2 separate regions of the Homo sapiens genome follow, and region 2 is linked to region 1. A link is a loop called in an ENCODE intact Hi-C map of the cell type or tissue named here. Cell type or tissue: B cell. All regions are shown on one strand.

Evidence for each region. A loop is a pair of places that touch in the nucleus more often than their neighbours do. Peaks named below come from ENCODE experiments on the same cell type or tissue, not always from the same donor. Only the 100,000 strongest peaks of a DNase experiment are listed, where the experiment ranks them.
Region 2: a loop joins it to region 1, with 4 times the contacts of the local background. A loop is called at or near these places in 5 of 110 quality-filtered maps.

Annotation. Positions count from the first base shown.
Region 1 is chr7:105,690,743-105,693,242 of GRCh38, forward strand. The region is part of intron 3 of ATXN7L1 (ataxin 7 like 1); the gene reads right to left. Among named protein-coding and RNA genes, the nearest start is that of EFCAB10, 110 kb to the left of the region's middle. RefSeq lists enhancers at 1-535, 536-1,211. In B cell, no CTCF peak of the experiment used is centred here; DNase peaks (open chromatin) are centred at 29, 489 and 1,399; H3K4me3 peaks cover 1,662 bases; H3K27ac peaks cover 1,526 bases.
Region 2 is chr7:105,808,400-105,810,899 of GRCh38, forward strand. All of the region lies in intron 2 of ATXN7L1 (ataxin 7 like 1), which reads right to left. Among named protein-coding and RNA genes, the nearest start is that of ATXN7L1, 67 kb to the right of the region's middle. RefSeq lists enhancers at 517-586, 707-816. In B cell, no CTCF peak of the experiment used is centred here; a DNase peak (open chromatin) is centred at 1,012; H3K27ac peaks cover 953 bases.

The DNA.
Region 1 (2,500 bases):
TCAAGGTACGATATCAAGGGCTGATTTAATTACACAGCCATTCAGTGGGACAAGCACGGCAATTTTTAGCCAACTGTTCTAGTAAATATTACGGGAAACCCTTTTATAGAGTGCTAATTCCGGCTTAGTGTTTTCGCTAAGCTTTAGTTCTTACTCAAACATGCACACGGGCCCCCAAAGATGCTACCACCAGGCCAGAAAATCACACAGATAAAGCATGAGCCCATATGCCATCTTGCAGTCAATCATCCTTTTAAAAATGTTATAAATGTCTGCATATCACTGTCATTTAGGTGGGGACAAACTAAGGTCCAGTAACTTCCCTGTGTCTGTTCTTCCTCCGTCCCCCTCCCCCGTGACTCTGAGTCCTGCAGACCAGCCCTTGGGCATGTTTTGGGTCACCAAATGCCACTGCTCCCAGGAGTTTGACAAAACAACCGCTGTAAACTCATTTCAGACGTTTGAAACAATACCCAATCACTGCATCCACCCTCGAGGAGCGCCCCAGAGGAAATGGCATCATTACTTTCATTTTACTCCGTTTGTGAACGACTAAAGGAAAACAACACGTCCTAGGACTCTCGGGAACGTTATTAAGTGACCCCTAAGAAATTAATCATCAAGAGCTAAAATAACCCTCTGCTGCACATACACCGCCGTTTCTCTAAGTGGAGAAACAAATTTCACTTTCCACAGTTGGAACAGAAACTCTTATGCATCCCCGTTTCTTCAAAAAAAAGTCTATAAATAACCTAGGATCAGCAAAATTATGCAAAACATCCTGCTAGAAGAAGAAATGTAAACTAAAACCACTTACAGAGAGACTCAGGCTGCCAACTTAATCTGATGCTACGACGACTGTAAACATGTTGTACTTTTGGAACCTGAAGCGATCCACATTAGCACGGATGTCAGTAAAAAAAAAAAAAAGAAAAAAAAAAAGAGAGAGAGAGAGAAAGAAAAAGGAGGGAAAAAAATCGCAACGACTAAACAACAACAAAAGCCCAGCCCCAAACAGAGCAACGTGATACGGTATTCTGCACGGTGCACAGCCCGACGGCTGACCAGCTGCAGTCAATACCAGCTATCCGCGCTTGCACACGCCAACTGTTTTGACTACACGCACTTGTTAAACACGGAGTTTCAGGTCCTACCAGTTGGACACCAGAAGTTCATAGAACTGACCCAGTGCCAAGAACAACAAGCACAGAAAGCGAACCGGCTGCCTCGTGCGGGTGTTTTTGTTAACTGTTTATGCAAGCCCCAAAGCAATTGGGTAACAATTACGAATAAAAAAGAACTTAAATTACAAAAGCAAAAGATTACCACCTTGAAGGAAATGTAGATATTGGCAGCTGAAGGACAGACGTCATGCTACTTTATTGGTGGGGTGGGTGGGTAGTTTTCAGAGAGAACTGGTTGGGGGAGGGGGAGGTGTCACATGACACACTGCGGTTATTAGCAGAAGGAACTGGGTGCTTCCTCGAAGCATCTTTTAGAGATTGACTTAGATTTTGCAAATGTGGAGGCTTTGCTGCACATGTGGGGGTGATGGCAGGAGCACTAGAATTTGTCAGTTGGTAAATCCCATAGGAGAAGAAAGGGACATGCTGGATGAATTTCTTTCTTTCCTTCCTTCCTTCCTTCCTTCCTTCCTTCCTTCCTTCCTTCCTTCCTTCCTTCCTCCCTCCCTCCCTCCCTCCCTTCCTTCCTTCTTTTTTTGAGATGGAGTCTGGCTCTGTCACCCAGGCTGGAGTGCAATGGCGCTATCTTGGCTCACTGCAACCTCTGCCTCCTGGGTTCAAGCAATTCTCCTGCCACAGCCTCCTAAGTAGCTGGGATTACAGGCATGCACCACTACGCCTGGCTAGTTTTTGTATTTTTGGTAGAGATGGAGTTTTGCCATGTTGGCCAGGCTGGTCTCGAACTCCTGACCTCAAGCGATCAACCCGTCTCAGCCTCCCAGAGTGCTGGGATTACAGGTATGAGCCACCGCACCCAGCTCTTTCTTTTTTAGAGACCTTTTGCTCTGCCACCCAGGCTGAAGTGCAGTGGTGCCATCAGAGCTCACTGCATCCTTGAATTCCTGGGCTCAAGCGATCCTCCCGATTCAGCCTCCTAAGGAGCCGCACCACTGCCCTTGGCTAATTTTTAAATCTTTTGTAGACACGGAGTCTTGCCACCAGGCTGGTCTCAAACTCCTGGCCTCAAGCGATCCTCCTGCTTTGGCCTTCCAAAGCACTGGGATTACAAGCATGAGCCGTCATGCCCAGCAGAAACACTTCTTAAATTGCTTATTTTAACAGGCTTTTCCATTTTTCCCAGAGTGCATCAAGCAGTATCTCACTGTAGGACCAAGAGAATTAACCAAATAAAATTTTAGTTACCTGAGGAGTTCAGAAAACAATTCCAAGAGAACCTGGGTGTGGACGTAAGAGTGAGAAATTTTTTTTGTTTTTGTTTTAAATAGAGACAAGGTTTCTCTCTTGCCCAGGCTGGA
Region 2 (2,500 bases), 120 kb after region 1:
TTTCCAGAGAGGCGGAAAAATGAATGAGCACTCAGGAAAGCCAACCTGATCAGTGGCACTTTGATAAGATGACAAAATTGCTCCCTCCTCCAGTCCAAATCCACTCTCTGTGGTGAACTATTATGGGAAGGAAGCATCAACTAATTAGAAGCATCTCTGGGACATGAGAAAAATCAGCACCTAAAATGCCTAAGCAGAGAGAATTCCTTGTTAAGAAGAGAGAAAACAAAACAAAAAACTGCTAGGATGTCACTTTGCCCAAGCATATTTATAAAGGGAGGAGGAGATAAGAATTAATTGGGACAGGAGCTTCTACCTAAGTGACATAAAAGACACAATTATTTTTGCTGCTTTTACAGATCAAGTGCCCCTTCCAGGTGGGGATAGAGCCCTGGCACCACCCACCATTTTGAAAAATGACTTTTAGTCTTCCGTAGTTCTAACTAAGCTTGAAATTAAGATGGTTCTTTTGTTTACTCCCCCTGTTGGGGAAGCTCTAACCACCTATCAAAAACACCAATGTCTGGATTATTTATTTCTCATTGTCCAACCTACGGGGCATAGAAGAGTTTTATGAAGCCAACATGTGAGGCGTTTCTCCCAAAGAAGCGTGGATGCACCTCCCCATATTGCAGAGCCCTTTTATACTATGGTCCTTTGATAATCTGGATTTTGACAGACAGAACTAATGCCTGACTTGGAGCAGGACAAAGAGCCCTGGAAGTCAGAGGCTTCATTCTTGTCACCCTCTTTCCTTTATAAGCTGCGAGCACTTGGGTAAGTCCCTTAACCTTGAGAAAATTCAATAAAACAAAGGGTTAGTGACTAATATATTACATCCTTTTTAAAAAACAAGTTGTGGTTTAAAAAGCCCCATATAACATGAGATCTACTGTCTTAACACATCTGTGAGTGTATAGTACAGTATTGTTAACCATAAGCACACTGTTGTAAAGCAGATCTCTAGAACTGACTCAGCTTGCACTACTGAAACTCCACGCCCACTGAGCAGCAACCTCACTTCCTCCTTCCTCCGGCCCCTGGCACTCAACCATTCTATGTTCTGCTTCTACGAGTCAACTGCCTTAGATACCTCATATCAGTGGAATCAGGCAGTATTGGTCCTTTATGACTGGCTTATTTCATTTAGCATAGTGTCCTCAAGGTTCAAATATATATCCTTACAATGATACTGACATGGTACTCACTGTTTCCATGGTAAGTGGTTACATATATTAACGTATTTAGCCCTCACAGAAACCCTTCAAGGTAAGGTGGCATGATTATCTCCTTTTGATAGATGAGGAAACTGAGGCAAAGGGAGGTGAAGTGAGGTGCCTATGCTTACCTGCTGTGTAAGTGGCTCCAGACTCCTTTTTTTTTTTTTCCAAGACAGGGTCTCACTCTGTTGCCCAGGCTAGAGCATAGTTATGCTATCATAGCTCACTGTAGCTTTGACCTCCTGGGCTCAAGTGATCCTCCCAACTCAGCCTCCCAAGTAGCTGGGACGAAAGGCACATGCCACCACATCCACCTAATTTTTTAAATTTTTTGTAGAGACGAGGTCTCACTATGTTGCCCAGGCTGGCCTCGAATTCCAGGACTCAAATGATCCTCCAGCCTTGGCCTCCCAAAGTGTTGAGACTACAGGTGTGAGCCACCACACCCAGCCCAGACTCCATTCTCTTGAACATAACACCATGTTCTTTCTGTACAGTTTAAAATTTCTATTTTAGCAAGTAGGCTCACAGAGATACTGAAGTCACTGAGGAAGATGGCAAAAGATGGGGCAGGGAGGATAAACGAGATGTGGTGTTGGAGAGATCTACCCTTGTATAGTTCAGAGTGGTCTTTCACAGCAGGAAGAGGATGGCCTTGGAGCCAGGGAGACCTGGGCCCAGTCCTGGCTCTCCCTTGCTCTAGGCCCTTGGGAAACACCAGTCACCAAAACTGGCAAGACCCTTGCCTTGTAGACATCACATGCTAGCAGGTGAGACAAACAACAAACAATAAGTATTCCCAATAATGTCTGCTATAGAAAGGGTAAAGTGTTATAAAAAAACAAACAAACAAAACACTGGTGCTGGGAAGGCTGGCTGGAATTGTAAAAAGGGTGCCACTGAGAAGGTGATATCTGAGCAGACTAGAAGAAGGTGAGAAGGTAGATTGTGAGGCTGGAGCACATCTAGGGGATGGTGTTCCGCACAGAGGGAAGAGCTAGTGCAAAGGTCCAGAGAAGGGGAGAGCCTAGGACGTATGAGGGAGAGCAAAGAAGCCAGCCTGTGTGCAGGAGCCAACGCGAGCCAGCGTAGAGGCACTGAAGCCGGGGATGGCATGGGGGCGGCGGAAAGGCTGTGCCAGTGACTCTGAGTGGTGTGGGAAGCTATGCAGGCTTTTGAGCAGAGGAGTGACATGAACTGATACTTGGCTTTTATAGTAATTTAGGTGATGGTGGCTCAGATCAGGGCAGCAGAAGTGGAGGTGGGAGAAGCAGTTGGTT